Linked DNA regions of Homo sapiens: region 1 is linked to region 2. A link is an interaction called in ENCODE POLR2A ChIA-PET data of the cell type or tissue named here. Cell type or tissue: A673. All regions are shown on one strand. Links, peaks and the distances in the headings refer to the core of each region. The heading gives the core; the rest is flanking DNA.

Region 1 (5,388 bases), core at 214-5,213, 140 kb after region 2:
CATCTTGGAGAGAAACCTGGAAAATCCTGGAACACAGAGATCTGAAAGTCTGAGCACCTTTTCCTAGAGACAGAGCATTATCTAAAATCAATACATCAGACTAAGACAGCTTAGACATTTAATTTATTTTTCCTTCTAATCAGCAGTGGTTTGCTCAGGAGGAAGATCACATTAGTTAAAATCAAAACTAAGAAGCTACCTCTTCTCCGCCCATCTGGATGAGATGTCAGTGAACTTTGTGACTCACCACAAGTCTTGACAAATATCATCTCATTTAATCCTCAGCAACCACACAAAGCAGACACTATGACTGACTTCCATTTTACAATGAGGAGAGCTAGTCTAAGGTTAAGCAACTTTCCAAAGCTCTTACAGCTGTCAAGTAACAGAACTGTCAAAGATTTTCATGCTTGGCCACTGCAGGTATTGCCTCCATGTCCTTGATACAGGCTCTGTGATAATATGATGGCAATGAGCCTCAGACATTTATATTTATTTTAAAAACATAAGGCACTTGCCATGGGAGAGACACTGTTCTTACTGCTTCTAACAGGAATTCATTTAAACTTCTCAATAATCATATGAAGTAGGTACCATTACCCCATTTTACGTATGAGAATAGTGAACTAAAAAAGCTGCATACTTTTCCCCAGGTCAGTTTTGCAGCTAATACATGGAAGAACTGACATTTGAACATAGGCTGACTGGCCCTAGAGAATGGGAGATGAGATATTAACTGCTGCACTGGACAAAGAGGGAGTCAAGCAACTTGGTAAGTTCTAATTTTTTCAAGTCACACTCATTCTAGGTTGTAATAAAGCATGCACTGGTATAATTTTCATTGCTGATAAAAAGGATAACTTCCAGAAGGGTTCATTTTCCATTAACTGTAAAAATCTATGTGAAAATAGTTACAACTGGTAGCTATAACCAAAATAGGTTATGATGTTTAAAGGAAAAACGGACTAAAAGACTAGCTTAAGTATAAAGCAAACTTATGTAAGGGCTAGAACTATCCTGGCCTTTCACGTGTATTATTACCACCACTGTATGACATAACCAGAAGAAATTCAGACATGTCACAAAGGGAAGTATCACATAAGTGTTAGCTAATCTCATTATCATCATCATCATCATTGCAATTATTATATAAAACCAAGGCATCACAATATATGAAAGTAATCACCATGTAAAAAGAATTTTTCAATGCATACATTTATTTTATACTAAAAGCAACGAATTTCACATTTTAACATTATTTCCGAATATTTAAGTCCAATTCAAACCATTTAGCTCTAAAAAAGTAAAATGACAATTTAAAAGATCGGCTCTAAATCAGGGATTAAAAACCAGATCTAAATGAAGGAAAACGTGAGTGAAATTAACCCTAAAGTTAGAAATATATTTTTCTTATTGCTGCAATAACTAAGCTATGATCCAATGGTGTTCCCCAGATATTTTCCACCTTTCCTAGAAATCTCAATTTACATACTAGTTTGTTCCACTGCTACTGACCCAACCACCCGCAAAAAAGGTGGCTAGATAGGTGTTATATTGACCACAATCTTTATCTTCCCAAAGATTCCCCATGCCAAATTATATTCAAAAAGATTAATATTTTAAGTCACTAACTTAATAAAACAGTACAATTCTTAGAGTAACTATCTCTTTTTAGCTGAGGGTTTTTATCCCAGTGAAGGAGCTGTTGGCTTGTTTTTGTTTCTTTCACTTTTCTTGAGGTTTTCTCCATTCATGGCTGGGTTCATCTGTACATTCAGTCTCAGGACAATAGGACTACAATTATACGTGTCTTCAAAAGAACACTAGGAAAATGTTATCTCCACTATTCCATCTTGCAAGTAGATCAACTAAAACACAAAGAAATTAGGGGAAAAAACAGCCAAGGGAGACTGAGACCAATAATTTTGTTGCCGTTACCCAACACTGCATCGTTTTTATAGACATATTTACACATTCACTTGAAAGAGCAATCCAGAAGAGATAGAAAAACCAGTCAATATCTTTTTAGAGAGCCTTACTCCATCTGGAGGTATTTGGGCAGTCTCAAATAATTTAGTGTAGTATTCTACCACATTCCACCTTGTTTTTGTCTTTTTTCTGCATGTCTGGATCACTGATTTGTATTATTCCCAAGGAGACAGAACTTTTTCTCAAATCATCCTCGTTCTTCGATGCTTAGTTCAAACCCTGCATGTTTTGTGTATTCACATAGATACTTATAGCAAAAGGATTCCATCACCCAGAATTATGTTATTGGTTCTAGAAAAGTACAATACTCCTTATGTTTCCAATGATGACTATGAGGCACTCCAAGATCTTAAGTTATTTACTAAATCATTTTGTTAAGTTTTTCTGTTAATTTTATGTCAATTATTTTGGTTATTTAAAAATATGTAACCACTGTAAGGTAATAACAGCCAGCTGATTGTTTTTTATTTGCCAAAGCCTATAGCATTATTTCCTATAACCCTTACAACAAATCCTTAAGGTAGGTTTTAATCAAATACTTTTTATAGATAAGGAAACTAAGGCTAGGCTAGAGGTGGAGTCATTTGCTAATGACTAGGTGAATATTAAGTCATAATACCAGGATTTAGATCCACTTCAGTCTGATTCTAAAATGATGACTTTAACTACAACATTATATAGTTGAAGTCATGGAATATATGTATAATTCATTTAACTAAGCTATTTAATAAATGCAAGCTCCTTCATCCCCTCACTAGCTGAGCTCACAAGCACATAACGTTCATGCTATCAACAGTTTTATTTATCCCAGGACATACTTCCTAGATTATATTCCTACTGACTACTGTAGCTTACTTTCATTACATCATTCACTCAAAAACCCTCAGGATTTTTAGAGAGCAATATACTTTATAACATTACCTCATCAAACCTATAGGCAGAAAAAGGTATATTGTCAGGTCTGTTTTCATTTAAATCCACTTTTTTTCCAATCTGAAGGAGAAGCATCCCTTGCATGCATATTGCTCTATGTTTTACATTGGTCCCAAAGGTACTCACACACAATAGACTTCCAGAGCCTTTCATTTTCTGAAGATGAGAGGAGGAAGGAGGAAGGAGAAGGAGGAAGAAACGAAAGGAGAAATAGATGGGAAGACTACACAGACTCAGGAACGCAGTGGTGCACACTTGGTAAAAGGGCATAAGGTACTTTTAATATTTTGCACTAAGCCTTGTCATTCCTTCCACCTTCATAAAACCAGATTCTAAAAGGGCCAAAGCCTATCCTTATAAATTCAGAATGCCATGGATGTAAGAGAATTTGGGAGTGGTTTGTTTTAATTTTGAATTTCTTTTTTCGTTTATTTTTTTTTTTTTTGGAAAAACAGCTTAGAAACTTCAATCTGGTGAAAGTATCATTGACTTACATTGGGTTGTTTCAGCCCTGCATCAGATCCCAAAGTAACAAATAATCTTAATGTAACTACTATTTCCATCCAACCAGTTATAAGCATCTCCTAACCCAAAGAACACTTCCAGATTTTTCTTGCTGCTTTATCAGAGTTCAGGTTCACTTTGTCAAACTTTTTACAGTTCTAAAATAGAAAACAGAACCGATGCCCTATGTCTTACAATTAATTGCATGCACTTCTGTTTGTTCCACCAAGTTTCTCGACAGATACAATTTCTCCCCTTTCGAAGGTAAGCAGAAGGGGTCATGTATTCCTTAGTACATGCTGTGATAACAGTCCTTGTCTGTCATACACAGTAGGGCCGATGCTAAGACGAATCTCCTCAAATAAACAAACCAAAGCTTCTGTGCACTAGCAGTCCTTGGTTTTGTACTTTATACCAATTATATACCATTTCTGCCATATTATCCATACATTGTTTTTATATTCTTTAGGTAGTTTTTATGTGTTAATCTGCCTCCCTAGAGAATGCAAATAATAGTCATAAAAACAAAAATTGATATTATTGAGTATTTTTATGGGTCATAAAACTCTATTAAGATTTTTTATCTTAACTGTTTTTGATCACACTATTAAGATATGCATTGCCCATCCAGAGATAAAGCTACTTAAAAATAAAATCAAATTAAAAAGTTAAATATACATACACACACAAAGACAGGCAACTATAATTTGGACCTATTATAAAAATTCTCCCTGGCATCATTCCAAGGGACATATATAAGTTAAAGATCAGCAAAGTATTGCTTTCAAGGAGAAAGAAAAGACAGAATATGCAACCTACTTCTGTTGGTACACACAAGGCTACAAAGCAGTTTGCTGGTTAACACTCCAGGTATCTGGAGTAAACCAATCCTAGCTATTTTCTGAACTCTTTCTTTTAAGTGTTATAAATATGGTAATAAGGAATAACCAAGAAACAAAGTTGTGCCTCTTATGTAAACCTACTTGTAATGGAATTACATTAAATCTGGGAGTCATTCCACATGACAGCCTTCACTTACCTATCTAAGGTCATAACATCCCCAAACCAAGAAGCACCTACCCGGACAAATTCAAAGTGCCTCTTCGTCTCTGGTATACGTTTTAAAATCTCTCCTTGGTTAAGACACAGGAAGAAGGGAAATGAAATTTGAGTCTTAGGGTAATCATTTGCCATTGGGCAGACCCACATCAAGCTAGATGCCAGTACCTTGTCACATGGTAGGAATGCCTAAGTGGTTGCACTCAACCTGGGTGAGACAACTGGAAGTCCAAACCTTTAAAGTGCCACTGAAAGGGAGCAATCAATGGTACTCATTAATGTGCATGGGTTCCCTTCTTTCAGCACCTATTTCCTAGACCCTCTGCATCTGATCAGGCTATGAGACAAGTTCTAGCCAATAGAATGTGAATGTAAGTCATATGTACCCCATCCAGACCTGGTTCCTAAAACCTCCAAACCACCTATTAAGAGGTGACAGCATGCTGACAGCCCTCACAGCCCTTGCTGGCTCTCAGCGCCTCCTTGGCCTTGGCGCCCACTCTGGCCGTGCTTGAGGAGCCCTTCAGCCCTCCCCTGCACTGTGGGAGCCCCTTTCTCGGCTGGCCAAGGCCGGAGCCGGCGCCCTCAGCTTGCGGGGAGGTGTGGAGGGAGAGGTGCAGGCGGGAACCGGGGCTGCGCGGCAGGCACTTGAAGGCCAGTGCGAGTTCCGGTGGGCGTGGGCTTGGTGGGCCCGCACTGGGAGCGGCAGGCCGGCCCCGCCACCCCGGGCAGTGAGGGGCTTAGCACCTGGGCCAGCAGCTGCTGCACTCAATTTCTCACCAGGCCTTAGTTGCCTCCCCACGGGGCAGGGCTCGGGACCTGCAGTGCGGCCACGCCTGAGTCTCCCCACACCCCCACCATGGGCTCCTGTGCAGCCCGAGCCTCCCTGACAAGCGCTGCCCC
Region 2 (5,388 bases), core at 160-5,159:
CATTTTATCTAACTGTTTTCCTGTGGTTGGACACCTGTGTTGATACTAATGTTTTGCCATTATAAACAATGCTGCTGTGAACATTCTTAAAAGACCAATTTGGTTATATTTTTGTTGGTAATAGCTACTAACAATTTTTGGGCAAGAAAATAGCAAAATCTCCAGAACTAGGGATCTATTGTACACCATGGTGACTGCAATTAATAAAATGTATTGGACACTTAAAAACTGCTAAAAGAGTAGATCTCAAATGTTCTTACCACAAAAAAGTTATACATATGTAAGATGATGAATATATTGATTTGCTTGGTTTAATCATTTCACAATGTATACATGTATTACAACATCACGTTTATACCATCAGTATACACAATATTTATTTGTCATTTACATCTTAATAAAGCTGGAAGCAGAAACAAAAAGAGCAAAATCAATATTTATCTTATGATAGTACAGGAGATGAATTGAAATGGGGAAGACTAAAGGCTTGGGAAGACTAAAGGCAAACGGTTTTTATCTGAGAACTTGAACCAGGGGAGAGACAGTGAGACTGAACATGAAGGTCCAGATACGGAACACATGCTAAAGGGAAATTGCCATAAGTCAGTGGTTCAGAGGGAGACAGAAGAATCAAAGAGTCAGCTGACTTTCTACTTTCACAATTGAAAGAATGAGTATACCATGAACCAAGACAGGGAAAGAGATAGGAAGGTGAAGAGTCATTTCTAGAAGGTCACTGCAAGAAAGATAACTGCAAATGTCATGATCGAACTGCTTCTTTTTATCATAACAAAACATATCCCCAAAAAGCAACTGATAATCTAGGGTACTCATTTACAGTTACATAAACTAGAAAGTAGGAGACAAGGGAACCCGTTGGTGTAACATCTCTTTGCTCTTGAATGTTCAAATCTAATAAATTAGTTATTAATAATGATATCTTCTAAAGCATAAAAGCTGAGCAGTTTGTATCATTCAGACCAGAATAATATTTCATAATTATGACTATATACCTAGAATGGTAATTTTTAAAAATTATACCACATTTTTCATCTTTATCTCTATTGTTTTATTTTGCTTTTTATTTCTATAGGTTATTTTAATCAATTCTATTTCAAATAAATGAGGTAAGACCTATGGGAAAAAGAAAAGTCCAGAAATCAATGTCACTAACATATAAAACACCACCAGGAGGAAGTCAGCTAGAAAACTAATTCAGTGATGACATTTTGAGCTCTCCATGACATAGTAAAGCCAGTAGGAATGATAAAGTAGAGATTTTCTCAATGAAATCTCCGCTTATCATTCAGATGTCTGAATTCAGCTCTGAAACAGTAACCCTGGACTTAAATTTAAAATGTCATATTTTATTTAAATATTTACCATGTAAAAATTTCTATGTCATTCTTTATTATTGAAATACGTTCTTTCCAAAAACTTCAGATTGCCAAGCAAAGATGTAGCTGAATTTCTGATAAGATTCTTTGAAAACACCATTTTTACTGATTCCAGAATACTCAAGAGAATAAAAGATGCAGATAGTGGCCATCTAGCAGAGAGGAAGTTGATGTTCTCTTCATTTTAGTACGAGGTTACTATTATTTTCTATAGCCACCTTTCCTGGTATGATAAAGCTATTACATATGTATTTATTGGAAGCTGTTTTCACATGCCAGGCACTGGTACTAGGTGCTGATGATACCATCAGCACATTTTCACATTTTCACACATTAAAAATTCTTCAAAAACAGCAACTTTAATGGTCACATTTTATCATAAGGATTTAATTACATTTTATCTAACTGTTTTCCTGTGGTTGGACACCTGTGTTGATACTAATGTTTTGCCATTATAAACAATGCTGCTGTGAACATTCTTAAAAGTCCAATTTGGTTATATTTTTGTTGGTAATAGCTACTATTACATGAGATCAAGCCCATAGAAATGTAATTGATCTAATTCTTTTCTTGTAACTGGAAATTAAAGGAACAAAGAAGCTAACTAATTCCTTTTAACATTAATCCTATAATTTCACCTTCTAATTCTTTCTTTCACAGTCCCATAATAAGTGAGAGGAAAATTGACTGGTTACATGAGAGCCAGTGAGGTGTAATCCCCACCAAAGAAAAGGCCCTATATAGTCATTCTGAAAGCCAGAGAAAATATGAGGAGAAGGTTTTAATAGCTCCAAGACTTCCCTGCGCTAATCTGGTTTTCAGATAAGACAGTGAGAAATGTGGTAAAAACAGCTCCATGTGTCATTTCAAATGAAATACAGCATTTAAATTGCCTTAGTCTGAGTTACACGCTGCACTAAGCCATACTTTTCCATATAAAGTAAAAGATACAACCTCTGCTCCAAAGGAACATGAAGTAATTCAAAAGAATGGCACACAGTATTGAGAATGACAAAGCACCTAGAGACCATGATCTATTCCCTAATTGCAGGAAATGAAGCTTGAACTTTACAAAATAAGATTCAAAGAAACGGAGGAGATGAGGAAGAAGAAATGGATTCTAGAGCAATTCCTTTGTGGCAGTGCATAAGGAAAGGGACAGAAACAAGAATAAGCATACTAGCTCCCAAGATAAGCCTAGAGAGCAAGACTCCACTGGTATTCAGTGTGCCAGGCTCCTCCTACAGAAGAAACAGTGACATTAATTTGTGCTAGAATGTGGTCTATAAAGGGATCATCAACCCTCCACCTGGGAGACAGCATTAAAATTATGCTCTGCAGATTGCTAAAGAGGATGACCCCATACAACACAAATCAGGAGAACATGGTAAAACTAAGATGACCTTGAGGGTCCAAAATTCTAGTGAAACATTGGCAAAGGCCCTAGAGATGTTGGGCTGGAGTGTTTGTCATCAACCCGTATACTTATTCATTTGCTGTTCATTTAGTAAACTTCAGTTGATGTTACAAAATTTCCCTAGGCAAATATGCATGTAGGAAATGAACTGCAATCTTTTAAAACTGGTGTTTCCATCAAAGTTAGTTCTTACAGCTCCCTCGAAGAAGAGATCACACAGGTCTGCAGATCTTTTAGAATGGCATTGGTTTATCACTCAACAGAGAAGACTGCCAGCTCCACAACATGAAGGCAGTTTATTCTTCTCCAACCTAGTGCTGATTAGGTATAGACTGGGCAATCTACCACATACAACCCAGAAACTGAAAGAGAGAGAAGGCAAGGACTCAGAACGTGGAATTGTATCAGTTAGACAAAAATCCTCATCTAGTTCTGGAAGGAAATGAAACCTAGAAAAAAAGAACTGCTGCAAGGATATAAAGAATTTAATTGTTAACTGAGGCCCTTTAAAAATTATATTATAATACCTCGGCAGAAGGGAATATGTCATTCAACCTAATGACTTCTCCGCTTATTTTAGGTATACTTTTTCTAAATATCCTGGAACAAGAAACTGAGCACTGTGATAAACAGAGAAGCCACTATCTATAATGTGATTTGTGTATTTCTAACAGTTATACGACTACCTCAAAACCTCTCTCACACTTATTTACCATGGCAGGTTCCTTTCCTTACACTAACTGGGTATTTTGTTTATTAATAATTATTTAGCACAGACTATAATAGAGACATCAGGCTTGATGCTAAGGGCAGAGTGAAGAAGATAATCCCTTCTTAAGGAGCTACTGAGGAAGATAAACAAGTAAAGAGGGAACTGAAGGTCAGTGTGGTAATTTTAACACTAAGGATAAGAAGAGGGCATGTAACTCACCCTTGAGAGAGGCAGGGTCAAGGAAGTCATCTATTCAGAGGTAGTGTCTTAGCAAATAAAAAAAGAATAAGAACTAGGCAAATGGGAGAATGGAAAGACACTCCAAGCAGAGGCATCACCTCTTCAAAGGCTTAGAACCTACAGAGAAAATGGTACATACGGAAAATGCATCCAGTTCAAGGTGAAAAGAAGATCCTTGGAAGGTGAGCAAGCACCAGATAATTAATAATTTTTAAGTCATAATAAGGACTCTCAATTCTGAGAGCAATGGAGAGCTACTAAAGAGTTTTAGATCTAAGAAGTGGCAAGAATAAACATTCTCACTGCCATATGGAAAGTGGATTAGAGATGGACAGACAGACTAAAGGCAGGGAAATTAGTTAGGACACTGTAGCAGCAATTAAGCAAGAGATGGTGAAGACCTGCACCAGAGAAGTAGAGGCAAAATGGTGAAAAGTAGGTGGAATCAAGAGTGATAGAATCCACAGATCCTAACAACAAGTTCCATTTGGGGTGGAAAAGAGGGAAGGAGAATCAAAAATGCCCCCCAAGTTACTTATCACTGAAACAGAGAATGCAGGAGGAGACGCAGACATGGTAGGGAAGATGAGTTCTAGTCTGGGCACACTGAATTTGAGGTGACTTTGAGAAATCAAAAAAAAAATGTCCACTCAGTGACAAGCCAGAGAGAGATCTGGCCTGGCCACGGAGTGATCAATACATGAGTGTTTCTTGGGAACACTGGAATAGATGAGCATGCCCAGTCAGAATGCATGAAACAAGATGTGATGCTCTCAAGACATTGGTCTCAGGGCATCAGGAGATGGTGAAAGGATCCATGTTACCTTAAAAGGGAGGAAGCTGATCCTCTCCTGATACACTGGAATTATTTGTGCATCTCATCAGCTAATTTTTAGCTGAGTATGAAGAGGTAAACCTTGAAAGATGGTGAGTCAGGCAAATATTGATGATGGGGGTAGAGAAAAACAAGATGAAGTTAAAAAGCAGGGTGTTCAACATTAGTTCTAGACAATAAGGGATAAAACCATCACAACTGGGATTCTTAGGCAACTAAGGAGCCACTTAAAATCAGTGATCATCACTTTAGGTTTTATTTTGTTGTTATTTGTTTGGTTCTTGTCGTTGTTGTTGTTGTTGTTGTTGTTGTTGTTTTGAGACGGAGTCTTGCTCTGCTACCCAGGCTGGAGTGCAGAGTGCAGTGGTGCAATCTCGACTCACTGCAATTTCCACCTCCCGGGTTCAAGCGATTCTCCTGCCTCAGCCTCCCAAGTAGCTGAGATTACCGGCATGTGCCACCACGCCCAGCTAATTTTTGTATTTTCAGTAGAGACAGGTTTTCACCATGTTGGCCAGGCTGGTCATGAACTCCTGACCTCAAGTGATCCACCCGCCTCAGCCTCCCAAAGTGCTGGGATCACAGGCATGAGCCACCATGTCCAGCCGGATTATCACTTTAAAGAGAACAAGAAGTATGTGCTCTTCAGTGACTCTACAACCTCAGGTACAGAAAACCAAGCAGAGATCATTCAGATTGCTTGGGCTATTGGCAGTGTACCATAAAGCTATCTAGACCAGTTGTTTTCACCTTGGCTGCATTCCCACTTGGAAAATTTTTTAAAATG

The links. Peaks named below come from ENCODE experiments on the same cell type or tissue, not always from the same donor. Only the 100,000 strongest peaks of a DNase experiment are listed, where the experiment ranks them.
Region 1: POLR2A ChIA-PET joins it to region 2 with 9 read pairs; 2 of 35 experiments call an interaction of 5 or more read pairs at or near these places.

The regions. Positions count from the first base shown.
Region 1 is chr5:60,410,363-60,415,750 of GRCh38, forward strand. It overlaps a transcript of PDE4D not described here. Among named protein-coding and RNA genes, the nearest start is that of PART1, 75 kb to the right of the region's middle. RefSeq lists an enhancer at 4,519-5,177. In A673, for the core only: no CTCF peak of the experiment used is centred there; no DNase peak of the experiment used is centred there; H3K27me3 peaks cover 869 bases.
Region 2 is chr5:60,269,453-60,274,840 of GRCh38, forward strand. It overlaps a transcript of PDE4D not described here. Among named protein-coding and RNA genes, the nearest start is that of PART1, 220 kb to the right of the region's middle. In A673, for the core only: no CTCF peak of the experiment used is centred there; a DNase peak (open chromatin) is centred at 2,339; H3K27ac peaks cover 407 bases.